2 separate regions of the Mus musculus genome follow, and region 1 is linked to region 2. Evidence: chromatin loops called from intact Hi-C (ENCODE). Cell type or tissue: heart. All regions are shown on one strand. Each heading gives the region's core, and the rest is flanking DNA. Links, peaks and the distances in the headings are about the cores only. Region 1 has its middle 110 kb from the start of Gm46516. Region 2 holds the start of Dscc1 (DNA replication and sister chromatid cohesion 1).

The links. Hi-C counts contacts between places; a loop is a spot of excess contacts. Peaks named below come from ENCODE experiments on the same cell type or tissue, not always from the same donor. Only the 100,000 strongest peaks of a DNase experiment are listed, where the experiment ranks them.
Region 1: a loop joins it to region 2, with 7 times the contacts of the local background. A loop is called at or near these places in 14 of 42 quality-filtered maps.

The regions. Positions count from the first base shown.
Region 1 is chr15:56,030,204-56,045,730 of GRCm38, forward strand. No RefSeq gene overlaps it. Among named protein-coding and RNA genes, the nearest start is that of Gm46516, 110 kb to the left of the region's middle. In heart, for the core only: no CTCF peak of the experiment used is centred there; no DNase peak of the experiment used is centred there.
Region 2 is chr15:55,086,251-55,100,526 of GRCm38, forward strand. Dscc1 (DNA replication and sister chromatid cohesion 1) reads right to left here and starts at 4,241. Exons shown (of 9, transcript NM_183089.3): 1 at 3,976-4,241; 2 at 2,705-2,873; 3 at 1,352-1,486; 4 at 503-593. The coding sequence starts at 4,175. It overlaps Gm41325 (a long non-coding RNA gene), which reads left to right. Exons shown (of 4, transcript XR_003951651.1): 3 at 11,403-11,579; 4 at 11,694-11,770. It overlaps Gm9920 (predicted gene 9920), which reads right to left. Exons shown (of 5, transcript NR_045093.1): 5 at 13,667-13,942. In heart, for the core only: no CTCF peak of the experiment used is centred there; DNase peaks (open chromatin) are centred at 3,851 and 4,221; H3K4me3 peaks cover 1,777 bases; H3K27ac peaks cover 1,243 bases.

The sequences.
Region 1 (15,527 bases), core at 2,413-10,412, 950 kb after region 2:
ATAGCTGTCAGAGATAGTAAAATAGCCCTGGTCAGCAGCATGAGTCATAAGGCTAAGTTGATGGGCTGTTTCCTGGAAGCCAGAGAAGTCTATAGAGAGAGCTATCAGGAAGGTGCTGAGACCCATTAGAAGATGTGGCCAGCTTTGGGAATAATTGGCCTACTGCGAAGTATAGGGTGAGGTTCCCTTCCTCTTTTCCACCCTCCAATTTCCTCAAGGGTTCACTGTTTGTCATACACAACTTGAAGCTATTTGAGGGGAGAGCCTGTTAAAGTCATAAGCTTGCACCGTGGAGCAGAAAGGAGAAGGGTCTCGAGTAAATGAGACTTATCCATCGTGCTCTCAGTCAGCTTTCTTCTTTTTCATGTCCTAACAGAATAGACGTGAAGGTCTCCTTTTCAGGGAAGAATAAGCATGCTGTAGAGGGTCCAAAAGGCACTAAAGTACTGCAGGTTTTAGATTTATTTATGTATTTCTGTATATAAATACTTTGCATGCATATCTGCATACCAGAAGACAGCATCAGACAGTGTGAGCTACCATGTGGGTAATGAGAGTCAAATTCAAGACCTTTGGAAGAACAGTGCATGGAGCCATCTCTCTAGCCCTGAAAGGGCTACTTTGTACATATGCTCCGTAGACTATGCCTTGGCGAGACATAGTTCTGGAGCTGGAAATGAACACACATGGACCTCATGTGAATGGAATAGCAGGGAGAACACCTCTCCATGAGAGCGAGTGATAAACATATAAAGAGATAAACATGAGATCCTGTTTCAACAAGGGCTTTGCATGTTTGTATCTTGGCACAAAGCTGCTTTTGGCTGCTGGTATCACAAAAACGGTGCATTCGCCCAAGCAGGCTTTCCAGTCGAGACTTGTTGGATACATTTTCACCTTCCAGCCCATGAACCACAACTGATAGAGCTGATGCTAGATTCTTTAAGAGGATTGATTAGATACTCTTATCTGTACATAAGTAGAAGATTGTCTTAGGGAAAATGGTACTTTGTCACCACTTGGGCAAAGCTTTGTTTTACTGTTGGTTAAATTCCTGCCATTTGAATCTCTAAGTTATTTTTGACCTCTGCCAGTAGGGTCTTAACAGTATTCATTCTGCAGTTTATATTCATATCCCAAACCCTAAGATTCATGAATATTTTATAATTTCAGAAGAGCTTTTATAAATATAGTTAAGCATAACTAAAGAGAATATCCTAATTTATCTAGAAGGATCTTCCATCCAATGGCAAGCATTCATGAAAGTGCTACACAGAGGACAGGAATGTTGAGAAAAAAACTATGTGAAGAGGAAGTCAGAAGTTAGGGTAATGTAACCCACAAGACATTTTTCTGAAGCTGGAAAGTACATTGAAAAGGTTTTTCTCTGGAACCTTAAACAGATATGTGACCCTGGATACAAACTGCCAGCTTCCAGAACTGTGTGAAAATAAATGCCCATAACTGCAAGCCACCAGGCTCAATTGTTTGTCTCAGAGGCCCTAGGGAATTATCGACACTCCAATGAAGCCATTTGTGCTGACACCATTACTGCTACTCACCTTGAATTTTTGTAACTGTTCAGTAACTTGAGAAGTCACAGAAGTAGAGTGGATATTGTCTACTTGAAAATACTGTTCTCAATGCCAAGAACTGTTAAGTACTGGAGGCATGTCTTCGCTAACCTGAATGGTTTTTGATTCATCATAACCACATGTTCCTCTCCTCCTGTGTCTTAAACCCATCTCTTCTTCTATCTCCACGTGAGTGTGACCTGGCACAGGTTTATTTCCTCTCCTGGCTTGTTCATGGTTCTTCTGATCTCAGTTCATAAGCACCACAGTAGATTCATCTAACCAGGTCATTCCTCCCCTGTAGTCCCTGCTGATCATTTGTTTGAAGCTTACGATCTATGTTTTGTTCAAACATGTTCACAAATTCCTCAAAATCCCCTGAGCATAGTGTCAATGAATAGCATACAACAGAACTGGCAGTATGTGATTTCCATCACTATGTAATTAAAAGATTTATGGGTTTCTTCTTGTTTTCTATCTTGGGTCACCTATTCTAGTGGAAGTCAGTCAGCATTTCATGAGAATACTCAACTATGGGGTCGGTAGCTCACTTCAGAAGGAACTCAGTGAGACCTACATGCAATAGCTTAGGAGAGATAAATGATGGTATTATAAGGAAGATGTAAATTAACATAGTTTTAGTTACTTTCAGTTGAGTTAAAACTCCCATAACTTTGGAGGACACTGCTGGTTAGTTTCTCACTAGCTTGGCTGGAGCCAACACATTCAGAGGTGTTATGATAACAACTGCTTGTTTATGTTTCAAAGACTCGGGAATCCTTTTGAAAGACTCCGGGAGGAGCCCCTCGCTCAGGCCTCAGGACAATAGCGGACACCCAAGAACTCACGACAGACCGAGCTTGTTGCAAACCACATGAGGCTTTATTCGGGGAAAGCCAGAGCTCTGGGGACGACTCATATCCCACTCAGGGGTAGAGGAGTCATCCTCGAGGGGAAAGAGTTCCCAGTTTTTATAGGCCCTCAGGGGGGAAAGGAGAAGGGGGAGATTAGGGGATTTCCAGATCTAAACAATGTCTATTCTCAAGAAATGGGTATGGGAGGGGTACAAGGAAAGAGTCTAATGAAGGTGCAGCAATGGGCACACACCTGGTCAGAACATTGGCAGACACACAGGTTCAAGGAGTGGCCAGAGCATTGTGCACCTCTATTTTTCTAAATCAGTGAAGCTAGTTCTGCTAACACTGACATCTATCTTGCCAATTTCAGGGCTTCTGTGTCCTTTTACATTCTGCCAGGATCTTTCATTCCCCACTTCTTCTAGTTACTAGTTCTAATCTTAGAACTAAACTGCAACCTCTTTTTCAAGGTTCTGCAGAGACTGGTATTGTTGTCTTAATACTAACAGCTGGACAGCACCAATCCTCTCTCTAACAAAGGTCATTAGATTATTAAGAATTAGTGGGCCACCCGTCAGCAGTAAGAGCAAAATTATTAGAGGGTCTATTAGAGTAGAAATGAGAGTGGTCAACTAAGGGGGTTTATTTTTCAGGAGCTCGCTTTACGTGAAAGCCATGAATAGATGCCTTCTTCTTTGACAGCAGTGGGGGTGGTCAGTAGCACTATGCAAGAGCCTTTTTAACAAGGTTTCAGATTCTCAGCTCGATGTTGTCAGACGAGACCTGCATCTCCCACCTGGAACTGGTGTGGTATCATCAAGTCTCCTGGTTCGTAGGCCTCTTTGAGCTGCTCTCAGGCGGTGTTTCTGACCACTTCTAGGGCTTTTATGCATGTAAACAATGAAGGACCAGGGTTAAATTTTAAAGGATCTAACACTCCCTTTACTTCAGTGAGCGGGGGAGCCCCCCCCCCCACCATACAGGATTTCATATGGAGTAAGCTTAAATTTTCCTGGTGTGTTCCTAACACGGAACAAAGAAAAGGGAAGGAGGGCTGTCCAGTCATTCCCGCCGGTCTCTAAGATTAATTTAGTCAAGTTTTTTTTTTCTTTCTACCTAGCCTGAACTCTGGGGTCTATAAACACAATGTAATTTCTAATCAATCCCCAGTTGGATGGCCAGTCCCTGACTTACCTGGGCAACAAAGGTGGGTTCATTGTCAGACCCTATTACCTTAGGTATTCCAAACCGAGGAAAAATTTCTTTTGGATTTTCTTAACCACAACATTGGCAGTTTCTTTTTTGTTGGGTAGGCCTCCACCCATCTCAAAAAGGTATCTACAAAAACTTCTACTAGGAAACTGCTTCCGTCTGTGTACCAGTTTGGAACACCTGGCCACGGCTGGTCACGTAGATCACTTTGCAGGCAGTATTGAGAATAGCAGGAGGAGCAAACACGACCCGTTCAGTCAGCAGCAGCCTCTGGTAGTGAGTCATCCAGGCATTTGTCATCCATCGGTCTGAGGGCTGACGGATAATGCTTTCAAGAGAGTGGGGGGCTACCACAGTTATTTGCTGTCCCAGAGTTAATTTGTCAGCATCCTTAACGAGTAGGGCTACTGTAGCAACGGCCTTTAAACGTGTGGGCCATCCGCTGGCCACTGGGTCCAGCTTCTTAGACAAATATGCCACCGGCCTCTCCCACGACCCTAGAGCCTGAGTAAGAACTCCTCTGGCCACCCCTGTCCTCTCATCAACATAGAGGATGAAGGACTTGGTTAGATCTGGCGATGCCAAGGCTGGCGCAGTCAGCAGGGCCTCCTTAATATTTTTAAAGGCTTTCTGATGTTCTGATGTCCATCTAAATTTTCCACCTTCCTTGGTCAGGGGGTACAGGGGGGCGGCCAGTGTTGCAAACCCAGGTATCCAAAGTCTGCAGAACCCAGCGTTGCCCAAGAATTCTCTCACCTGTCTTGGAGTAGCCGGAGTTGGTATTTGAGTCACAGTCCTTTTTCTAGCCTCTGTCAGCCACCGTTTTCCATCCCGGAGGGTATATCTCAGGTAGACCACTTCTATCTGACATAGCTGGGCTTTTTTAGCAGAGGCCTGGTAACCCAACTCACCCAGTTCTGCTAGCAATCTCTTGGTCCCCTGCCAGCATTTTCTTCCGTGGTTGCAGCAAGGAGCAACATATTGAAGCAGAGTTACCTGGGAGTTTTCAGCTCAGAAGGAGGCTAAATCTCGATGTAGAGCCTCATCAAAAAGGGTGGGGGAGTTTTTGAACTCCTGGGGTAACCACATCCAGGTCAATTGTCCTGTTTGTCCAGTGTCAGGATCTCTCCACTCAAAGATGAATATGGGCTGGCTGGAGGGATGTAACTTCAGGCAAAAGAAAGCATCTTTTAAATCAAGTACTGTATACCATTTTCGCTCCGGAGGGAGTGAGCTGAGGAGGTTATAGGGATTAGGAACAGTTGGGTGAATATCTTGGACCCTCTTATTGACCTCTCTCAGGTCTTGGACTGGTCAGTAGTCACTCGTGCCAGGTTTCTTTACCGACAGTAAAGGAGTATTCCAGGATGACTGGCAAGGTACCAAAATACCTAATTGTAATAGTCTCTGAATATGTGGCCTGATTCCATCTCTTGTTTTACGGCTCATTGGATATTGTTGTACTCCTATAGGGGTTGCATCCGTCTTCAGTCCCACAACCACAGGGGGAACTCTGACAGCCATTCCCATGCCTGCAGTCTCTGCCCATGCTCTAGGGAAAGCAGTCAACCAGTCTTTTAGGTCTGGCACCTCTGTTTGCTTTATGCCTTCATGCAATCGGTATTCTTCCTCAAGCTGCAGGGCTAAGACTACGGAGGTGGGAGATTCTCAAGTTACTCTCGGCCCTTCTTAGGTAAATCTGATCTGGGCCTTTAATTTAGTCAGAAGATCTCTTCCTAGAAGCGGTGTGGGACACTCAGGAATGACCAAGAAGGAATGACTCACTTGGCCTTTCCCCAGATCTACAGTGCATGCAGTGGTCCAGGGGTATTGTTTCTGACCAGTGGCTCCAATCACTATGGTTCTTTTATTTTTTAATTTTCTCAGTGGATGTTTCAACACAGAATGTTCTGCCCCTGTGTCAATTAAAAAGTCCATGGGAGTCTCTTTCACCATCAGGGTTACCCTAGGCTCGGGGAGGGGGCCTGAGCCCCGTCTCCCCTATTTATCATCTTTCAGAGTCAGGACCTTAGGGGCCCTTCCCTTTTTCTTTGGGCATTCTCATGCCCAATGTCCTTTTTCCTTGCAATAGGCACATTGGTCCTTCTCTAAAATCTTCTGGACAGATCTTCTTTCAGGTCTGGGTTCCTTGTTGCCCAAGTACCCTGTCTGTTCTCTGGCCTGTTCCTTCCTTCACGTTCCCCTACTACTGTGGCCAAAATCCTGCTAATTCCTCTCTTGTATTCTCCCTCTGTTTCTCTCTTGGGATACACCTTCTCTGCTTCCTTAACTAAATCTTGTAAAGCCATGGCATGTAATCTTTAAAAGCCATAGCAACCGCGGCTTGTTAACCCTCAGAGGTCGGGTTAAAAGAAGTATAGTATCTATAAGCTTCTATCAATCTTTCTAAAAAAACAGATGGGGGCTCTGTAAGGCCCTGCATCACTTCTCTTACCTTAGCCAAATTGGTGGGGCGTCTCATCGCTCCCTTTAGACTAGAGCCCGGCCAGTAAACTGTCAACCTCTCCTTACCTTGCGCCGTGTTGTAGTTCTAATCTGGCCGGTCCAGAGGGAACCCAGCGTTCCAATTGTACAGATCAGCCGATGAAAAAGGCCAATATTTGAGGGTCTGCAGAAACTGCCTGTCTGTGGGCGGGTTACCCACAGCTCGCAAAGGAAAAGGCAGAAGTGGTGTCAGGAGCTTCATCTGCTGGGGGACTCTGGGCTTGTCGGCTCCGGGTCCCAGCTGTAGGTACTCCGTCCTCAGACTGTGCCTTTAGCAATCTCAGAGCCGGGTGCAGGGACTGCTTCTTAGGGCAGAAAGCGAGGGCACTGTGCTGACCCACTCAAGTGCATGGGAGCAGCCGGGGTAGGGCTCTGAGAGGCGTGGGGGAACCCATGGTTTGATTTATGGCGGTGAATTCTGAATGAGGTAAGGCTGTTGATCCAGGTGGGACCCAGGTCCACTCTGAAAAACAATGGCTTTAACTTCAAAGATAAGAGTAAACCAAAAGTCCCTTCCAGTGACCATTTTACATTAAAAGTCGGCCACTCGGAGGCGCAGAAAGTCTGCCAAGGTCCCTTCTTAATTTCTACTGAAAGATTATGGGCCCTTGATCTAACTTCAGTCCAGTGGTCTAAAGTCAAACTTAGGGGGGTCGTTACAGTCCGTCCAGTACCACGGAAAACACAAAACAAACACAGAAAACACACATACACACACTGACAAATACCTGAAAACAGACACAAAAAACAAATACACACTGACAAATGCCTGAAAACAGACACAAAAAACAAATACACACTGACAGATGCCTGTTTTCCATCAAACAGACAAAACCAACTCAGAAATGCAGACGGTCGAGGGAGTACACTCCCCGCCTCAGACGGACTCCTAGAGTCCTTCCCCTCGCTCAGGGCTTCAGAAATACAGATGGTTGAGGGAGTACACTCCCCGCCTCAGATGGACTCCTAGAGTCCTTCCCCTCGCTCAGGGCGTCCCCCAGAGCGAGCAGCAGCCGGTGATTTCAGCACGTCTGCTGTTCACACTCAGTGCCTCATCCCGAGGCAAAGGTCTCTGTTTCTCACGAAACATCGCGGCTGCAAATTTCAGCACAGAACCTAGCCAGCTTAGAGAAATATTTTTGGACAAAAAATTTCACCTCCAAGTGGGTCTTCGGAGACGTGGGTGGTCACGCCAATCCCGGACGAGCCCCCAAATGAAAGACTCCGGGAGGAGCCCCTCGCTCAGGCCTCAGGACAATAGCGGACACCCAAGAACTCACGACAGACCGAGCTTGTTGCAAACCACATGAGGCTTTATTCGGGGAAAGCCAGAGCTCTGGGGACGACTCATATCCCACTCAGGGGTAGAGGAGTCATCCTCGAGGGGAAAGAGTTCCCAGTTTTTATAGGCCCTCAGGGGGGAAAGGAGAAGGGGGAGATTAGGGGATTTCCAGATCTAAACAATGTCTATTCTCAAGAAATGGGTATGGGAGGGGTACAAGGAAAGAGTCTAATGAAGGTGCAGCAATGGGCACACACCTGGTCAGAACATTGGCAGACATACAGGTTCAAGGAGTGGCCAGAGCACTGTGCACCTCTATTTTTCTAAATCAGTGAAGCTAGTTCTGCTAACACTGACGTCTATCTTGCCAATTTCAGGGCTTCTGTGTCCTTTTACATTCTGCCAGGATCTTTCACTTTTTGCTAATTATCGGTTGGAGTGAAACTTTTACCTTTCCCCCTAGTTGTAGCAGCTTAATCTTCCACAAACAATCCTTCAAGTTCTACCCAACCCTCATGCTCTTTGGTCTCTGAAGTCCTCAGGCAAGATGAAGATCACCTATTTATCAACCAAGTCAGAAAAATCCAATTCTCCCTTTATTTAAGGCACAGTGGGGTCTGTCCATGCATGTTCCCTTTGGTTCATGGGTCTTGTCTAATGCCTTGTCTAAATTTCTTCATACCCAGCCCATTTCTAAAACTCCAATGCTAAAGTTCTTGTCACAGGCAGCATCTTGACTGTAGCCTTGTGAGAAGTTCTAAACCAGAAGATACTTCCACGTTCATGGCTTCAGAACTAAAGGAATAACTTACTGCTTATATTGCCAAATTCAAGGTGCAATCCAAATATATAAAATATATTTATTTAATCTATCCCTGCCTTCTGTTTCCTCTTTATCTCTCAATAATCATTGTATTTATATTCTGTAATTATCAGAAAGCATATAATTTGGAAATGACATTTCTGGTTTCTGAGTCATTCTTCCGTAGACCCTTTCTCCTCTCCTTTCCCATTGTATCTCTCATTCCCTCAACCCTCCTTTCCCTCTTTCCTCCTTTTCTTTTTCTGGCTAGCTTCGTCATATTACTTAAGATTTATATTCTCAGTTGCATAATACCTTAGCTCCTTCATTAAAATACCACTCAGCAGCTAAAGGCTTAAAACAATCACTCAGTTTTCTCAGAAGTCAATAACCTGGACTGAGCTCAGCAGAGGCAGTTTAACTCTGATCAATGTGATATCAGCAGAGCACAAGTATGGGCTGGAGGATCCATTGGTTCTCATTGATCCAGACAACTTGAGTTGGGTCTTTGGAACCCAAATAATAGAAGGAGAAAACAGATCCTTGCAGCATGTTGGTTTTAATCTTCTGCACAGGTGACAGCAATACCACAACACATCTTCCCCGAATCAGTCAAAATCAATCAATCTATCTATCTATCTATCTATCTATCTATCTATCTATCTATCTATCTATCAATGCAAGAAGTAAAATTAAACTTACCTTTTGAAGAGATGTGAGATAGAAACGTCATAAGATAGCCTCAGGTCTACAAAGGCAGGTACTATGTAACTCCTCAATACTGGGATGAGGAATGCACAAAGCCTTCCATCTCAGCCTCTCCTCTCTCCCAGGGATAGATTTACTCTCTTTAAACTGGATGGAAGTTTGTAACTGCTTCAAGCAAAAACAGAGCAGAAGGGACATTATATGCTTTCCAATGTTACGTGGTCGAGCATCTCTGTTACTCTCTTTAATATCTTTGTGCTCTGAAGCAGCACCATTCTGGAACTAGGCACAGCCTTTAGAAAGGCTGACAATGGAAAGGAAGCAAGCCATAGCTCACAGTTATAGCTGAGCTCTATCCAACTCTCTATCCAACATTAACATCCTGGCCATGTGTGTAGTTTTTAGAAATGGATCTTCCAAGTCCTAGTTGGGCCTCCTAAGTTGATGCCACATTGCTCAGAGTTAAGCTGATCTATGGAGTTCTATCAGAGCTGTTGATATTTGGGGAACTGAGTACTTGTGATTGTTTGGAGGTACAGAATTTCATGATATCATTTGATATAGCTATAGGGAGAGCTGAAAGATCTAGCATAGAACCCACACTTGAGACATTAGATGGCTTTCTCAAATGGCTGATGATCTTGGTTTCCCTTTAGACCTTCTTTGGGGGCATATTGCCTTGCTTTTTTTTTTTTGTTCTTAAAATAAATCTTACAGGATAGGGATATAGATCCTCAAGTGGCCACTTCCTGTGGCCAGACAGAACTCCCAGTGGAGGCACGAGGTCAGCAACTCAGCCACAAAATCTTTGACCCAAAAATGTATCCTGCCTACAAGATGTTTGGGGACAAAAGTAGAGCAGAGGTGGAGGGAATGGCCAAGCAATGACTGGCCCAACTATGGAGCCATCCCAAGGGTAAGAACCAATCCCTGACACTATGAATGATACTCTGTTATGCTTGCAGGCAGTATGTTAGCATAACTGCCTACTGAGAGGCTCTACCCTGCAGCCAAAGGAAACAGATACAGAGGCCCACAGCCAAACATTAGATGGGGCTCTGGAAGTCTAGAGGAAGAATTTGGGGAAGGATTGAGGTACTGAAAGGGGATTACAGGAAGATCAACAGAGTGAACTAACCTGAACCCTTGGAGACTCCCAGAGACTGAACCACCAACCAATGAGCTAGCATGGACTAAACCTAAGTGTGCCTCCTCCACACATATATGTAGCAGAAGTTCAGCTTGGTCTGCATGTAGCTCCCTCAACAAATGGAATAGGGGATGTCCCTGAATTGTTACCTGCCTGTGGCTTCTATTCCCCTAACTGGGCAGCCTTGTCTGGCCTAGAGGATGTACCTAGTCCTATAGTTGATCTCATGTGCTGGGAGTGGGGAGATAGCTGGGAGCTCCCTCTTCTTAGAGGAGCAGAGGAGGGGGGAGTAGGGGACCTGTCTGAGGGGTACTGGGAGGAGAGAGGGGCTGATATTGAGATGTAAAGTGAATAAATACATTAATAAAAATAAACCTTGAGTACATATATCTCAAGATAACACATTCCCAACATTTGAGCTGTTCCTTCAGCCTTGAATTGATTCTCTGCATTTGATATATACATATACATATATACGTATACATATATACATATACATGCTAAAGTTCCATCTTTCTGGGGAAAAAAAACACACAGCTGAATCTTCTTTCCCACATCTCCTTCCTGACTCTTATCTTCTCTCACTCCTTCCCTTCATTCTTTCCCTCCCTTTAACAAATGTAGCATGATTATCCATGATGAAAAAAATACTAATACTAGAATCAGAGATATAGACAGAGTCTTTATTCCCTCGTGGAACTCTATATTTCAAGTCAGAATTCTAGTCAATAATGACAGAAATTCTAACCAAAATGTAAATAAGTTCAGAGCTGGAAAAAAAAAAAACATTGAGAGTCTTGTTACTTGTGCTTTTGAGGGGTTAAATCAGGCAGAAGAATGGGAGATTGAAACTGATATAAACAGGACCATATTTTTGATGGAATTTTCAGAAACAGTCTATCTAAGGAGGTGACATTTGAGTTCTGCACAATAAGAAGGAATCTCTCATATCCTAAATGTAATGCATCTTGGGCAAAGAAAGTGACAGGCACTATGTCATGAGGTGGGAAAAATATGTTGTGATAGAAAGCAATAAGGGCGGTTTTGATGGCTGCGGCATAATGAAGAAGAAGTTAATAAGATGAGGATGGAAGAATAAGCAGATACCAGACTATGCATATTTAGAGGCCACAATAAAAGGAATTCAGATTTAATTCCAAACACAATAGATAATTACCGAATATCTGAGAAGCAGAGGAGTACCATGAGCTGATTTGCATTTTACACCCACTTTTACTATGACAGAAAGAAGGAATTGGACTGGCAAGATGATGTCCTTCTTGCCTTTGGGACATAAGCAGGCACAAAATTATGTGCCTTGGTTCAGGGTGGTAGCAGAAAAAAAAAATGAGAGAAAAAGTACCATACATTGCTGTTACACATGTAGTTCTCACATGTGATGCTTCATGGTGGCTTGGGTGTGGGTGGCGAAGAGAAGGGGAAGTTCTGGCTTAGTAAGTTTTTCTCTTTGAAGCCTTGATTTTGACAGGAGTGTGTGTTCATCTACAGGATCCTTCAGGAAGTAGCCCCAGGAACTTTCCTGCTGAAATTCATCTCTCCCTCCGTTGTACATATATGTCTTCATGATTTCTGCTGTCATAGAAAATAATGTAAGAAACAGGTTAAATGTTAATCTACTTTAGGGTTGAATTGATCTGGGTCAGATGTTTCCTTCATAGGAACTCTGGTGTCTTAGAGAAATCTATTTAGTGCTGAGGCCTCTGCTCTTCAAACATAAGCAGTATCCATATTATGGGTTTCCCAGGCTAATGATATGGAACATGGAGGGGAGACAGTTGCATTTAAGGACTGGTAGTCAAAGTCTAACTTTTGTTTGGGGAAAATAGCTAATAATAATTATGGAGGACCTACCACATGTAAAGATACTCTACTTGTTTTAGTATTAACCTTGCGATTTCCATATTGCTAGCTTCTTTCAGAAGTGAATCAATTAGAGGCACAAAGAACTTAAAAACTATGTCCAATACTAGACTTCAGCTTGCAACACATATGAACTCTCTTCTCTTATTTCTCCCTCTCCCTATAGCTCCCATACAGTCTGGAGTATGTGCCTTGCATCTAATCCTCTTCCCTTTCCCTGGCACATTGCAGACAGTAAATTCAAATATGTCGACTGAGTAAAACTTTAGTTTCTTGGCTTATTTGCCAAAAGTTTTGTTTTGAAAGAACAAATATCAGGATTCTAGACCATGGATAATGTCAGACCCTCCATGGTCAAGCAGGCCTTCTGCTGCCCAACTTACAGTGCAACAATGACCCTGGGGCAAATTTGCTGGGTCTGTTTGGTCTAGAAGCTTAGACACTATACAATAAAACCTCTCTTAACAAGGCCACTCAAGAACAGGATATTCTGATGACTAAGGCAGAAAAAGAAAGGTCTTTTGTTTTGAGTCATTTGGAAAGTCTGTTTTGCCTAAGTCAGAACTGTGCAATGAATATGATTTTTGTCTCCAGCCACAGTGACAGTGATTCTCCTGTCTTTGTGAATGCAAGGATGTTAAGGCTTTATTCCAATGTAATTATTGTGGAAAGGAACCTCTTGGAAGAGATTGGGTTAAAAGGATTCTGGACTAAGCCAGGATCCGGGATGCTCATTTTAAGATGAGAGCACAGAAGGGCTTTATTTCTGTCTCCAGAGTAGACTTTTTCTCTTTAAAAAAATAAAGGAAAAGGGAGGGAGGAATAGGTGGATATAACCACAAAGTACATTGTCTACCTGTATGAAAATTTAAAGAATAAATAAAAATATTAATTAAAAACAACAATCCACACACACATAAATAAAAGGAATATTAATGAAAAATTCTAATTAAAGTCTTAAGGCTTCCTTCAAACCTCAATTTAATTTCTGTTCTAAATAGACTAATGATTTTTGGCTTAATTAAAACTACATTTGCTCTGTTTGATTTAGTGCATGTAGCTTTTCATGGGTCTACAGAACAAGGAAAGGGAAATAAGAGGCCCTGTGATAGGAGGAGGTGGGGGAGAGTGGATTGTTCTATATCTTTCACAGCAAGCCTTTGGTGAATTTATCGTGGTACCAGGGCTGGAAGTTTGCTGCGACAGAAGGGGACGTGATGTGATTTTTAGCAATGAGATGATCTTTCTTCCAAAAATAGATCCACCTGCTTATGAATGCCTGGCATTCCTGTAACTTGGGACACAGTCAGAAAGACCAGTTGTTTTCTCTGATACCCTTCCCACAGGCTGGCTGAGGCTCAACATTCCAGCCTTGAACTTTGGCTAAGTTTTACTTCACAGTCTACCTTAAGGCATGTGTGTCCTTTCCACATCTAGCTCCCAGATATTCTAACTACAGTTGATATTACCTCGACATTTTCAACAGAGGTAACATGAGAGGAGAATTTAAATTTTGCCCATTCCTTTCTCAACTTATGACGCTGGTCAAGTCCTTAACTGCATATGCAGTAGCTTGCTTCTATAGTAAATGTTAGTAATAACGTTTACTCGAGTTGGCAGGGCTCCGAGGAGGTTTTAATCAAGAAAATATAGAGCAATAATTAGCAACCTGATCGTCAACCAAGGTGAAAGTAGTTAAAACACTGTAACATCCACATAGTGGCACAGAGTATAGCTGTGGAAGGAGAAAGGACTTTTCTATATTTAGTGACGTGAGTATAGCATCCAGGACGTGAAGCAGCAAATGTAAGATGTATAGCAATGTATAAATGTTTATAGTGTGATATAGCTTAGACTTAGAAAGGAGAACATACAAGTATATACATTTATTTATACTAGTAGGGTAAATCACAAATTCTTTAAAAATTGGTTACACGTCATGAGATGGAAAGAATATGAAATCTGGGATATGAAAGAAATAGATTTCTTTCTCTCTCTCTCTCTGTGTGTGTGTGTGTGTGTGTGTGTGTGCACACACATGTATGTGCAGATCACCTGGAGCTGGGTTTTTAGGTGTTTGTGTGCTGCTCAATATGTACCAGAAATCAAACTCAGGCCTTCCGGAAGAGGATCAAGCAATCTATACCACTGAGTCACCTCTCCAGCTCTTTACCTTAACTTAGGCAACTTCTTAACTAACCCAAGTAAAAGAGAAAACAGCATAGCAGAGCCTGCTAGTCTCTGAAACCTTACTAGATATAAATTCTATTTTACAATAATCACCAAAATTGCTTTGAATGTCTTTCAGATACAAATCTCCAAATAAGCAAATAAGATTGTACATCTTGTCTAGGGAGACTGACTCTGATTCTAAGAATACAAAGAGGTTCAAGGCTTGTTTTGTTTTGCTTGGTTTTAGATTGAGTTATGTTGGCTAGTTACCAGTGACAACAGTTACATAATTATTAGGACTAGTGTTGCCATTTAGATTGGGATAAAAATGACGAAGTAATTAAATTAGCATTTTTAGAGGATGAGATTCCTAGAATAAATAAATAACATTAAAGTAAAAAAAATGAGTTTAATGAGTTTAAAAATTCACTAATCTTTATTTCTACTGAAAAGAGGTGGCATGAGTCTATATATAGCATGCGCTATTCTTTATAAAAATTACACATTTCCTCAGTATGTCTTTTGGGGAAACCAGTAAGTGTGTCTGTTCTGAGAGAAAGAAACTCTGGGTTCTGGGAACATGAAGTCTATATTTTGTTTCTGTCTGAAAGGAATCAGGTTCCTTGGAAAAGTGATAGATTCTATAGGTGGGGCAGAAAATATTTGTGATGAATGTGAAATCATGATCAGAATATGTGTTAACCTCAAGAAGCCCCACTGGCTCGAGATGGAGAGAAGAAGCCCCAACATTTAATGCACCAAATATGGAAAATGGGAAAGAGCAAAGGTCCTTGGGAGGGTGTTGGGCAGCAACCTACTCTTTGGAAAAAAAAAAAAAATAAAGAGTAGAGCATTTATCGTACCGCTTATTTGTTTTTCTTTTGTTTTATATCACTCAATTGAGGAGGGGGAAACTCTTCCTTCAAATTCTTCTGGCTAACAGATTTTGCAGGAACGACATAGAATGTCTCCACTTTGCTAATTCTAAAGGATGCTGGACCTAGACAATGATCATCCATGGACCACTAACTAATGAGTGACAGGAACCCTGACCATGGAGGCTTATCAGATGAACATTTTCCCTGCTCACTGATCAGTTCTAACATCAGCAAGTGGGGAGAGCTGGAATCATGGGAGTCCTGAGACAAATACAACTGAAACGGGGTCAGATCCTCCCTACACAGAGAATAAACTCTGTACTCTAATCACACGTTTGTATTAATTGTGCATGGTCACAGAAGAATAAATTATTTGACAGTATAGCATCAGTGCACCTATTATTTGAAACGTTCTATGGCCCAAAATTTCCATTTTCTTTTCAGGACAGAGGAACACGTGCATGGCAGAAGGCCAAGGGGAAGTACTATGAACCCCCAAGGACAGG
Region 2 (14,276 bases), core at 1-8,000:
ACCGATGCAATGACTGTCCCTCGATCAGCACAATCCCAGACCCTGGCTAGGCCTTGATTTTCTTACCTACTTAAAAACTGATTTAAATGAAAAGATCAGACTACTTGATATTCAAGGTCCTTTAAAGAGAAAGGCCTGTAGTGAGCGGTTACGATGTCACTGGTCACAGACTGACAGACTGACCTCATGTAAGGATCATCTTATAACCGATTCCATATCCCAAACATTGTCAGTGTGTACGTGTGTGTGCATGTGTGTGTGTGTTGTATGTGTGTGTGTGCATGTGTGTGTGTGCATGTGTGTGTGTGTGTGTGCATGTGTGTGTATTGGGATTCAAATACAAGGCCTCACCCACACTCAGCAAGTACTCATCTGCTCGTAATATCATTACCTTTGAAGATAAAAGAAAATTAAACAAGCATGCACCATGGGGAAGAGGCTCAAAGCCTCTCTCTTGCATATGCTACAGTTCCACCATTATGAACGGTACTAGTTACACTACCTCCAATCTCACAGGCATTTAGGACTTGTAACTGAGCCATTATCTCCTCCTCACTTGCCTGAATATGATTAAGCAAATCTTCAGTTGTATACTGAAACAAACAAAACAGATACACATTCTCATGATTTGGGAACAACAGCTTTCTTTCTTTTTTTTTTTTTTTTCCCTGAGAGGGTTTTTCTGTATAGCTCTGGCTATCCTAGAACTCACTTTGTAGACTAGGCTGGCCTTGAACTCAGAAATCCTCCTGCCTCTGCCTCCCAAGTGCTGGGATTAAAGGCGTGTGCCACCACCACCTGCCCAACAACAGCTTTCTTAATCTTCTTGTTGAGTTTTGGAGAATAAATAAAAGGAGCCTGAAGCACACAGTAGAACCAAGTGGTTTCCCGTCCAAGTCCTAACGCAGCCCCGCCCTGCTCGGTTTTTCTTTTTACCTCTGTTCTAATCCAATCAAGGCAATATTGTGAGACAGGGATTACAGAGGGCTGTACCAGCAGGCTGGGCTCCTGCTTCCCTTCAGAGGTCACATGAAGTCCAGCCCGTTTACATGGCAGCAGCCTGGACAGCCTGCTGCTTTCTATCTCGCCAGACCACTTCATATTTGAAACCTTTATCATGCACGTTTTAGAGAAGTGAGACTGCCACCCATGATAACAAGGTATGGTGGCACACACCTACAGTCCTAGCACATGAAGAAGCAGAGGCAGGGGGATAGCTACGAGTTCCGGGCCAGCCAAGTCTACAGTGCGAGATTCTTAACCTCCCCTTGTCTCCCTGCCAAATTTTAAACTTTTAAGAAATTAATTACATTTTAAAATTTCAAATAAAACCAGGAAATACAATTCTTACTTTTGAGCGGCTTGCATCCTCTTCTTTCTGACTGTCAGGGCCTTCGTAGGTATTTTCCATTAGAAGTCTCTTTAGCTTTTTTAACTTAGGTCTGCATCTTCTTAATTCCCAATAATTATTAGAGAAGCCAAAGATCTAGAAATCACAATGCAGCCTTCAGTGACCTTTCCAAAGATAAAACATTTCCACAGAGTGCTCCTTGCTCAAGAACACACAAAAGATAGCCGTGGACCCTTTCCGGGCTTCCATGACAATTCCACCAACCAGATGGGAACAAGTGAACGTATAAAGTCAGTAAGAGAAGTGCCAAGCACGGGCATGCACAGTGGCACATAGAATATGCGAAGACCAGACATCCATACGCATAAAATAGAAATAAATAGAACCTCCAAAAATCAAAAACAGGGCTTGGCGTGGCAGCACATGTTTCTAATCCCAGCACTCAGGAGATAAAGGGAGGTGGATTTCCAGACCAGCTTGGTCTATAAACGAATTCCAGGCCAGCCTGGGGTACATAGCGAGACCTTGTCTCAAAAAGACAAAACAAGTAAACAAAGATAGCAACCACAGTGGGGGATCTGCCTAGTCCTAGCCCTCAGAAAGGAAGTTCAAGATCAGCCTGGGCTACAGTGAGAGATGGTCTCAAAACACAACAGCATGGAAAGGGGGCTCAATGCTGGAGTACTTGCCCAGCGTGCCACAATGCCCTGGGTCTGACCCTGAGCACGACCGTATAAACCAGGTATGGGGGCATAAGGCCTGAGACCCCAGCATGTGGGGTTGGGAACAGGATGCTCTGATGTTCAGGGTCACCCTCAGCTGTATGGCAAGTTTAAGGCTAGCCTGGGCTACATGTGTCACACATCCTGTTTCACACACACACACACACACACACATACACACATACCCGGCAGCTAACAATTATCTGTAACTCCAGTTCCAAAGAGGACCTGACACCCTCTTCTGGCCTCCAAGGGCATGCACATGGTTCACAGACCTGCCTGCAGGCAAGACACCCCCACCACACATACACAAACACAAACACAAACACATTTTTTACAAAATAAATTAAATTAAAAAAAAAAAGAATTAGTTACCTAATAAACTCACTACATTAAGAGAAAGACCAGCTGGTCGTGGTGACACACGCCTTTAATCCCAGCACTCGGGAGGCAAAGGCAGGTGGATTTCTGAGTTTGAGACCAGCCTGGTCTACAAAGTGAGTTCCAGGACAGCCAGGGCTATACAGAGAAACCCTGTCTCGAAAAACCAAAGGGGAAAAAAAAAAGTTTTTAACCAAAGGCAAGCTTGGAACACAAACCGCCACTGCCAGACTCAGGTACAAAGCGGTACCTCCGTGTGAACGATGGCACTTGGTGTTTCCTCCTCCTTCAGCTGGTCTGGAGTTTTGCATCCAGGGATGAAAAGCAGCATGTTGGATGTGTCTGCTATCTTCAGGTCGTAGGTTTTGTCTTTACTGCACAACACAGCCTGTTCATCCTTATCTCCTCTAATCACAAAGCTACAGGCAAATGGAGGGGGGGGGTAAAGACATGGCTTATTGAGACTCTAGTGGATAGCTCACTTTAAATAACTCCCAAATCGGGGACTAGAGAGATGGCTCAGCGATTAAGAGCACTGACTGCTCTTCCAGAGGTCCTGAGTCCTGAGTTCAAATCCCAACAACCACATGGTGGCTCCCAACCACCCATAAGAGATCTGATGCCCTCTTCTGGGGTGTCTGAGGACAGCTACAGTGTACTTACATATAATAAATAAATAAATCTAAAAAAAAAGAAAGAAAGAAAGAAAAAATAAGTCCCAAATCCTGTGGCTTCTAGATTTAAAATTAAACCTTGGGAGTGTGGTGCTTTGAAAGAGGACCCCGCCCCCAAACACAGGCTCAGACATTTGAACACTTAGTCCCCAGTCCACAGCCCTATCTGAGGAGGGGTTGGGAGGTGTAGCCTTACTGGAGGAAGTATGTCACTGAGGGGGAGCTCTGAGAGTAAGAGCCTTGCCCACTTGCAGTTCAGTCACTCAGCTTTGTGCTTGCCATAAAAGACATGATCTCAGCCTAGGATTTAAAATCCAAGGTCTTGGCAGCAACTTTGTAGTTGACCCGGAATTAAAAACAGATCCAGATCTTCAGTAAGTGACCCCAACCAACCCCCGGGCTACACGCAGCAGTCTGCATTAGGCTTTAAACTTCTGTCTCGTTTGTCCCATCTGCGGTTCAAGGAGAAGAAACCCAAGTGGCAAGCCAAGAACTCTCTCTACAGGCACTGCTACTACATTCTGAGATTGAACGAGTGTTTCTGTGGAGTACTTGGCATCAGTACTGAGCCCTCCAAAGCTCCCTGGAGCTTCCTTCTTGACACTCCCCCGCTGACACCTGGCTCTAAATTCCCTGGAGTCCTGCTAACAAGGCAGTCTAGCAAATGCTGAATCCTCCTGACAGATGACAGCAAGCTGAGGACCCGCCCATCGGCCTGTACGGGCCCAATCAAAGCAACTCTCTGCACCAGTTCCTCCTTCCGAGTTCCCCGGGCTACGCCGGGCGGGTAGGCGGCCTCTTTGAGGCCGGGGAATCGGCGCTCCCGAGCCCCACCATCCCGGCTCACCTGTCCCCGGCCTCCAGCTGCTGGCACAGTGCTGGTTCCAGCTCCAGCAGGCAGAAGTCGCCGGTGGCCGCGCCGCCGGTCCCGGAGCTGAAGCTCAGGCAGTGCACCGTGGGCAGCAGCTCGGTGGCGTTCAGCTTGGCAACCTGCAGCGTCGCGTCCACTTCCTCGCGGGTCCTCCGGGAAGCGCTCGGCGGGGACATCTCGCAGCACGGAGAGGGGTGTGTCCTCGACCTAAACTCCCGGGACTTCAAAAGCGCGCCAAATCCGCCCGAGCCGACTTCCGGGGCGGGACGGGGCGTGTCCCGAGGAAGTCGGAAAGTATCTGGACTCGCGAGTCCTTCTGCAGCCCACTGACAGCGTGCAAGTCCCCGGTTGCTGGGGAGAAGCACGGTTTCCCCCATGAGGACTCCAGGAAGGTCCTGTTAGCAATTCTGGGTCCCCACGGGGCCAAGCACGGCTCTTGCACTCACCCCTTCCGCCACCCTGTGCCCACCCCCTTCTTTCCCGCCAAAGCTCCTTTTCCTCGCCTGCTGCGGTGGGTCCCGTGATGAGCTATGTCTGTGCAGAATTTCATTAAGCCGTTAAAACAACCCAGTAAGGCAGGATCCTGTCGATCCTGTCATGCAGAAGCGAGCAGAATGCTTGCCAATGGTGGCGCAGCCTTGAGATGGCAAAGTCTGAATCCAGCTTGATGTATGTATGGTGGTTCCAAAATAGCCTGCCCAGTGTTGTGCAGGACCAAGAACCAGATCCTGGCAGAATAAGATGTCATTTGTTTGGACTTCGAGACCATCCTAGATGGAAGGTAGCTTGCCTCCCGTTCGTTAAATACTTCATTTGTGCTAAGTGGCGCTTGAGACTTCTACACAGAAACAGCCCGCCTGGTATGCTCCTGGGAGAGTCTGGCTAACTCAGCATTACAGGGTGTGATGTTTTCTTGACCAAAGTTTACAATGACGTGAAACTGTTTTAAGATGAAAACCCATTCATAGACTCACATCCATGCACCTGAAACTGATGTGCGAGCTCTCTAAGGGATGCTGCCGGCAGACCCCTGCAGACTGGCCACCCATAAAAGTTGAAACAGTAAGAGGAATAATTGTCTTCAGAGAGGGTGGTTTCTCACTCCTTCCTGTAAAACAAACAAATGAATAAATAAAAAGGGAGGCCAAGGTGACCCCAGTCCATCAGGTTAAAAACCGACATGAGCCAGGTAGTGCTGGCACCATACCTTTAATCCCAGCACTCAGGAGGCAAAGGGAGGACCTCTGAATTCTAGACCAGCCTGGACTATAGAGCAAGTTCCAGGACAGCCAAGGCTACACAGAGTAACATTGTCTAGAAAAACAACAAGCAAAAACATCTGAGTTGCCAAAGGGTAGTTTAGTTCCAGCACTCAGGAGGCAGAGGCTGGCGGATCTGAGTTCGAGGCCATTCTGGTCTACATAGTGAGCTTCAAGCCAGTCAAGGCTAAATAGACCCCCCCCCTCTCTCTCTCTCTCACACACACACACACACACACACACACACAAAACAAAAAAAAACAAAAATCGGATCGAATAAGAAAAATGATGGAACAATATCCTGAATATGAAAGTACCACGAATTTATTAGTGGCTATCACTAAGATGGCTCAAAGTTAAAAGTGCTTGCCATGCAAGATGATAAGCTGACTTCAGTCTCCAGAAGATATAGTGGAAGAAGAGACCCAACTCTGAAAGTTGCCCTCTGACTGCCACACATGTGCCATAACAAGTGTGCACCCACACACACAATAATAAAATTTTAAAAATTAAGGATACTGTAGGATAGTGTCTTAGTTGGAGTTTCATTGCTATGAAGCAACCTCATGACCAAGGCAACTCTTATAAGGGAAAACACTTAATTGGGAATAGCTTACAGTTTTGGAGGTTCAGTCCATTATCATCATGGCAGGAAGTATGGTAGTATGCAGGGAGACTGGAAGAGCCAAGAGTTCTACATCTTGATCCACAGGCAGCAGAAGGAGACTGTGTCACACTGGATATAGCTTGAGCATATGAGTCCTCAAAGCCCACCCCCACAGTGACACACTTCCTCCAAGTAGGCCACACCTCCTAATTGTACAGCTCTCAATGGACCAAGCATCCAAACACATGAGTCTATGGGAGGGGGGGGGGCATTCCCATTCAAACCACCACATAGAGAACAGTGATATCCTTACTGTCCTCAGCGTTTTGTGGCGTCCAGCAATTTACCTATTTTTTCCTAGCTTCAATCTCTTGTTCTGAAGTGAGGAAAGCCTGAAGTGCTTAACAAGTGGCAGCTATGGTTTTATTCTTATTTATCATTACTAATTAATGAGGCCAAACTGAGTTTCTTCTTGCTGCAGCAAAAATACCCTGACAAAAGCATCTCAAGGAAGGGTTTATCTTGGCTTGAAATTCAAAGGGGATACAGTGTATCTCCTTAGGAGAAGGCATGGTGGCAGGAGCAAGCAGCGGCTGGTCACGTGGCACCAGGAAATGGGGAGAAATGGATGCTTGTGCTTAGCCTGCTCTTTCTATTCACAGCAGGAGCCCAGCCCATGAGATAGTCCTGCCCACATTTAGAATGGATCTTCCGACCTCAGTTAACCTAATCTAGGAAACCCCCTCACTGACATGCCCAGAGGTTTGTTTGCAGCATGTTTCAGAATTCCATCAAGTTGACAACCCAAATTAGCCATTGTACTGGCTGGTTTTGTGCGTCAACTTGACACAGGCTGCACTTATCACAGAGAAAGGAGCCTCCCTTGAGGAAAAGCTTCCATGAGGTCCAGCTGTAAGGCATTTTTCTCAATTAGTGATCAAGGGTGGGAGAGCCCATGTGGTGTAAGACCCCTGAAGCTGGGCCTCTGCCCAAGTCCCGGGATGAGCTGGCCTACACTCCAATGACTCGAGAGAAAAACACACCTGATGCAAACTGTAAGAGGACTAACTCCTTCCACCACACAGGGCAGGGGAGTTCGACCCCCAGTGGTAACAGTAGGGGGCTTTTAAAGGAAAAGTGAGGAATTGGGAGGAGTTGGGAGGAGAATTGGCTACAGCTCTTCTCTGGTGGGGGTGGGGGGGTGGGGAGTGAGCTGTAGCTCCTCTCTGGTGTCTATCTCCTTGGCACAGGGAGCCAGGCAGGCGCCTGGCTAGGTCTTCCTAAAATTATCACATCTCTGGCTGTAAGGCTCAAAAACAAAAAGGCTTTTTGCTGGCTATAGAGAGCAAAGAACTTCTTTCTGGCTGTATTTTTAGAGATCAGGGAAAACAAGCTTGGGGGGAAACGCTTTAAGTCGGGGGAGGGAGGTCTCACAGTGGGTGGTACCATCTCTGGGCTAGTAGTCTTGGGTTCTATAAGACAGCAAGCTGAGCAAGGCAGGGGAAACAAGCCAGTAACATCCCTCCATGGCCACTGCATCAGCTCCTGCTTCCTGACCTGCTTGAGTTCCAGTCCTGACTTCCTTTGGTGATGAACAGCAATGTGGAAGTGTAAGCTGAATAAACCCTTTCCTCTCCAACTTGCTTCTTGGTCATGATGTTTTATTCAGGAATACAAACCCTGACTAAGATAGCCATCATATAAGTTCTTTCACTTCCTGCGAGATGGACTTGGGCTCCTCTGTTAAAATTGAATGATTGTGCCAAAAGGTTGCTAGGGGAAGAGATTTGTCATTAAGTGTGGACCCTGGGTGCCACATTAACTGATCAACTAGACAAAAGGTATGCACTGGTGTTACAGTGGCAAGTCTGTTATAAGTGAGCACCCTCCCTCTGGTTGAAATTGAGGCTTGTTCAACATGAGAGAATACATGTTTAGTACTGTAAACCTGGTAAGGTGGTTTTTGTTGTTGTTGGTTTTTGTTTGTTTGTTTGTTTGTTTAAAAGTCCCTGATTTGGGAGGTCATAGACTCTCATGAGGAAGCTACTGCTGTTGTTTTATTAAGTGGGCATGGCGTGCCTATCAAATTGCCTTTTAAATAACCATGTCTATTGTTGTAGATTGGACAGCCTTTATCAGATGAGCTTCTTTTTTGCTGTGACCAGAGGCGATTATACAGATTTGGAATTGGTCAGAGTGCTAAGAATAGTGACTCCTGAGTTTTTGCCCATAACTGTGATGCCTGCATTATCCCTCTCAAGGCTCAGGGAACAACTTGCATGAAGGAGGTGGAACGAATGTCGGAGCCAGAGGATAAGGCGAAGTGTTGTAGAATGCTGCTTCCTGGGCATGGCATGGCCACAGTGCTCTTGAACTCATAGCAACTGGGGTTCTCTGCAGTACCTACAGAGGATTGGGCTTATCAACATCTTGCTACAAGAGGGAGGGGACCCTTCCCCTCTCTGAGGATTTATAGGTAGCTAATGGTTGTTTGGGGGAAAGGAAAGACATTTTCTTTAGTGATGTAGCCACTGACAAATTGCTCGTGTTCATATGAGGAAGCTCTTACCCACACTCCAGTAAGCAACCCTTGTAAAAGTTATGGTCTGGTTCTTCCTCCCAGCCCATGCTCCCAGAAATAAGACTCAAAATATATTTATAAATAGTTTGGCCATATAACTAGGCTCTTCTCTGACCAGATCATAACTTGGAATAACCCATTCATTTTAATCTACATTCTGCCATATGGCTGGTTTGGTTTTTTGGTTTTTTGTTTTTTTGTTTTTGTTTTTTTTTTTTTTTGGTTTTTCGAGACAGGGTTTCTCTGTATAGCCCTGGCTGTCCTGGAACTCACTCTGTAGACCAGGCTGGCCTCGAACTCAGAAATCCGCCTGCCTCTGCCTCCTGAGTGCTGGGATTAAAGGCGTGTGCCACCACGCCCGGCTCCATATGGCTGGTTACTTGTGCTCAGGTAACATGTGTCCATCTTCTCACATCTTCCCAGGTAGATCTCCTGCATGGCTCTATCCCAGAATTCTCTCTCCTCCCAGATTTCCCTCCTCCTACTTCCTGCCTTAGCCATAGCCATCAGATTTATTATTGACAGGTGCCACATCCATGCATTCATGAGATATTCTCTCTACAAACCCTAGTGGAACTCACTGGGTCACAGGAGTGAGAGACTCATGAGACAGAAGAGAGGCTAGTTAGGAAGTTAGAGGAGGGAAATGCGGAGGGTTAAATGTAGTCAGCCTGTATGAAAATCAACGTGGATGAAAATGTCATGGTGAAACCCATTATTATCTGTAATCAATATATGCTAATAAATGTCAAGAGCCATCATACAACGAGCTAATAACTCGCAGGCGATCTTCCTGAGATGGTCTGCTTCAGATTATAATATGCGACAGATTTGCTCTATAGGAGAGGCCCAAGAGGATTTGTTTTAGGAAAGATTCCTGCTATTAATATGCTTTTCCTGTTATTATTAAACATATATATCACTAGGTATTAGCCCACCCCTTTTGAACAGATCTCTGCAGAGCTACAAAGATGTACTGTCTTGTAGTGATGCTATATAGACAAGTAGATGATTTAAGTCTTAATGATGATCCTGTAAGAATTCCTAAAATTATATCAGTGATTATTAAGCTCTTTTATAATGGGACTGCTATTAGGTCCTTTTCTGATAGTCAAAACTGCAATGAGAACTCTGTCAGTCTCCCATGTGTCACCAGTTAATCTCTCTTAGATAGTAACCAGACTTTCTCCTACTCAGAGCACATTCCAAGAGGTTGTAAAACAATTAACCAAAGATCATAAAAAGGGAACTAATGGTTTGCTATAGGTGTCAGGACAGAAGGTAAAATATTGACTGGGTTTATCTATACAAAACTCCACTGATAACTTAGTTATGGTTTTCAACTCACAACCCGTGGAGCTGAGACAGGTGATGGATGTTTAGCTAGATAATAACTCCTAGTGGATATGCATGTAGACATTCTCTGTTGCAAACGTCTATTCCAGTTTATGATTTGATTTTGTGTGTGTGTGAACTTGTGGTGAACTTTTTAACATGTGGTCATGTATTCTGAAAGATGTTTAAGTGCTGAGGAAAAAGAGAAGAGTCAGAGGCGCTGAGCTAAAGAGGACCTTTTTGGACAGAACACTTCTTAGAGAGAAGAATAGAATTTTTCCTTATTCCCTTTTTTCCATTCATTTTGTCTTCCCCTCCCCCTTTTCTTAGATAGCTTTCATAGAAAATGTTTTACAACTTAGAAATAAATGTTATAATCTCACTTTTTAAAGTGTCCCCTTTTCTTCCTGTGACTTCGACTAGCAGGCTGAAAGTTAGTCAAGAAGTTCCTGCTGAGATAGAACAAAGGCCGCATTACTTGATACCCTAATGTTAGGCTACAGGTGTTAATTGCCTAAGCCAGCAGCTCTTTACCCTCAGTTAGAGCAAGAAAGTCTTTAGGACTTTTTAGAAGTTATCATCAGCATTTCAGTGTAGTTAGAGAGTCTGGAGAACCTCAGACTTCAAAGCCACAGCTGAGTCCTACTCTGTGTCTCTGCCACTACCCTCTCCAGGCCAGGAGGCTCCCAGCAAATAAAATACAATTTTAAAAAAATGAATAGTAGCTGGGCGGTGGTGGCACATGCCTTTAATCCCAGCACTTGGGAGGCAGAGGCAGGCAGATTTCTGAGTTCGAGGCCAGCCTGGTCTACAGAGTTAGTTCTAGGACAACCAGAGCTACACAGGAAACCCTGACGCGGGGGGGGGGGGGGGGGGCGGGAAGAGTAGGCTTGGGTGTATATTGTCATGATGGACAGATTACCTCACATGAAAAGGCTCTTTCAGGAACCCCCAGAACAGAGAGAAAAACATGTTAGTGGCAAAAATTACAAGCTCCAGGAGAAACAGACTCAAGTAGTGTCTTAATATCTGAGAACCTGCCCCACCTCTGTTGACAATGAATGACTTCAGATGAGGCGGTTCCAGTTTGCAACTAGATTAATTCATTTTGCAGGGAATACGATAGCTTAACCTATCTTTTGCCAAAGACCATTAGGAATTTTGCTTGTCAAATAAGTTTTGCTTGTAAAACTATTCCAATTTTTACCACTAGATGGTAGTATTGCTTCATGTTTCACAGACAAACCTCTGTCACTCTTTGTAGTGGTTTGAATATGCTTGGCCCAGGGAATGACAAGGTGTGGCCTTTAAGACCCTTGTCCTAGCTGCCTGGAAGCCAGTTGTCTCTTAGCAGCCTTCAGATAAAGATGTAGAATTCTCAGCTCCTCCTGCAGCATGCCTGCCTGGATGCTGCCCCAATTAAATGTTGTCCTTTGCCTTGGTCATGGTGTCTCATCACAGGAATACACACCTAAGACACTCTTGTTCACCATCATCTTAAAAAGGAAAGCCAAGGTCATGTACTGAGAATAATGACTGTTGCTGCTCAGCCATAAAGGAAACATCTGTATCACTCCCTTTAAAACAAGGAAACATCTGTATCACTCCCTTTAAAACACAGAGAGTTCCAGGAGATGGAGTGCAAAGACGGTAAGGACTAATGGATGAACCGGAGTGCCACACAATGCTGTCTCCTGGCTTTGACCTGACCATCATAATCATGAGTGCATAGCAGCTCCCTGCGCAAAGCCTGAGCCAACCGCCACCACCACCACTGACAACACAAAAAAGATATGGGGTAAGAAGAATCGGGTCAGCAGGGGTTGGAGACAACAGGGAGGATAGTGGGAGTCACAGGTCACAGATTGTCCCATCACGCCTGGTTCTGACCTCTTCCTCACTTCTGACTTAGCTATAACTCAATTGTTGCGAAGAGTCAACATGGCCAAGTTTATAGAAGAGTTTATGGAGGCTTGCTTACAGTTTCAGAGGGTGAGCTCATGGCAGGTAGGTAGGTATGTCCCTGGAGCAATAGCTGAAAGTTCATGTCTTGAGTTAATGACCATCAAGTAGAGAAAGAGGGAGAGGGAGAGAGACAGAGGGAGGGAGGGAAAGAGGGAGGAGGGAGGGAGGGAGGGAGGGAGGGAGGGAGGGAGGGAGGGAGGGAGGATGGATGGAAACTGGGAATGATCTAGACTTTTGAAACCTCAAGCCTCACCCCTGGTGGCACAACTCCTTCACCAAGGCCACACCTCCTAGTCTTTCCCAAATAGTTTCACTAAGTCAGGACCAAGTATTCAAATCTATTTTGCAGGGCGTGGGGGGGGGGGGGCATTCTCATTTTAAACACCATACTTTCTAGTTTCTTACCAAGGCCTCCACGGTGGTTTAAACGAGATGTCACCCACAGTTGCTGGTGCTGATTGGAGAGGCTTAGAAAGTGCCACCTTGTTAGAGGAAGTGTACTGGTGGCAGTGGGCGTGGGGGAATAAAGGAGGTGGAAGAGAACCCACACCCCTCGAGAGTGCTCTGGGCAGGCAGACACAGAGGACTGCCTTGTGCTTTCCACTCAGCCTTGTGGGTGTCTGGCTGTGGGAAGTCATGGACCCAGTCTGATGGGGATGGGGGATGAACGGGGGGGGGGGGGTAGGCCAGTCCCGGGGCCTCACGGAGGCCAGAGATAACAGGTTTTAAGTCTTGGACATCCCAGACGCCGCTGAATGTCACAGAAGAGCTGAGAACAAAATCCCCCCCCCCGGCCCCCCAGGGCTGAAGGGAGGAGAGGGCAGGGGGAGAGGAAGTGGTGATTCCCACAAGAGCAAGAGTCCTTGGTCAGGTCTGTGGCTGGAGTGAGGAAGGCCTTCCGGCAGGAGGTTAGATGAGGCTCTTTAGGGGAAAGCCTATCCCATCTTTCAAACACGGAGGGCCTTGATGAGCAGAGACAGTCTATGGTTTTAGAGCTTTATTGTAGAAAGGAGGAGAGAAAGAGGGAAGGTAAAAGAAAGAGAGAGACCGGACATGGCCATGTGTGGAGAAGGGAGGAAAGGAGTGGGAAAAGGAGAGCTAGAGATGAGAGTAAGAAAGATGAGAGCTTGAGAGAGAGGGGAGGGGCCAAGCAGCCCCTTTTATAGTGGGCTGGGCTATCTTGTAGCTGCAGGGTAACTGTGGGGAGGAGCATACCTGGCTATTGGCAGGTAACCATGAGGGTGGAGTCTAGCTAGAATGCCAGGAGCCTGGGACTTTGTCTGCATGACTGATAATCACAGAATAATGGAATTGGGGGCTCTGTGGTGTCCGGCACCTATCTCTGGGAACGTGGCTCACTGTTCTGTCCCTTGTAGAGTTTTCTACTGGGTCTCCGGAGCAAGCCTCGCTCAACCAAACAGGCTGCCTTTCATTGTCCCACAGTGTACCAAATGAAGATGGGCTTTGAGAATTTGAAAGATTGTCTCCATTTCTAGTTTGCTTTCTCAGCTTCCTAGCTGAGGTTCAAGATATGAGCGCTCAGTATCTTCTCCCTCAATTGTACCTACCACCTGCTACCATAATGAACTCTCAAAACCCGCTGGAAACTTGAGCCCCAATGTACCCTTCTTTCTATATTCTTAGTATTTAATCACAGCAATATAAAAGTAACCAATGTAGTCTCTTATTTACTGAATCTAGCTGCAAGTTGCTATGTGATATAGGAATTTGAGAAATGGAACCTTCAATCTCAAACCACGTATGATACAGAGCACAGTGACAAAGGAATCTGGGAACTAGAGAGTAAACAGATGCTAAAAGATGAGTCCACTGTGTTGCAGGGAGGTAAGGGCTGAGACCTTTCCTCACCATCAGAAGGACCAAAAGCTCAACTCTTATAATAAAAGGTAAGTCAACAAGTGCAAACATTATTATTTAATAAGCATTTTACACGACAGGGGAGCCTGTTGTCAGTGCGAAAACACAGCTCTCACTTCAAAAGCAATAAAAGATAGCTCGTCCTAGAGCCAAATATGAGTGACTGTGCATAGCTCAGAACACAGATTTAGGCTGCCCCAAGTTCAACTTGACACAAGCTAGAGTCGTCAGTGAAGAAGGAGCCTCAGTTGAGGAAATCCCTCCATGAGATCCAGCTGTAAGGCATTTTCTCAGTTGTGGGTGGTGCCATCCCGGGTTCTATAAGAAAGCAGGGTGAGCAAGCCATGAGGAGCAAGACAGTAAGCAGTCCCCCTTCGTACCTTCTACATCAGCTTCTGCCTCCAGGTTCCTGCCCTGTTTGAGTTCCTGTCCTGACTTCCCTCAATGATGAAGAGTGCTATGGAACTGTAAGCCAAGTGCAACCCCTTTTCCTCCCTAACTTGCTCTTTGGTCATGATATTTCATCACGGCCATAGAAACCCTAACTCAGACAATATCCCAATATGGAAGCAGGGTTTTGAAGTTTGTATAACAGAACAAAGAAAGTCATAAATCAAGACTCTTAAAATACTCTGGTATATACATTAAGTAT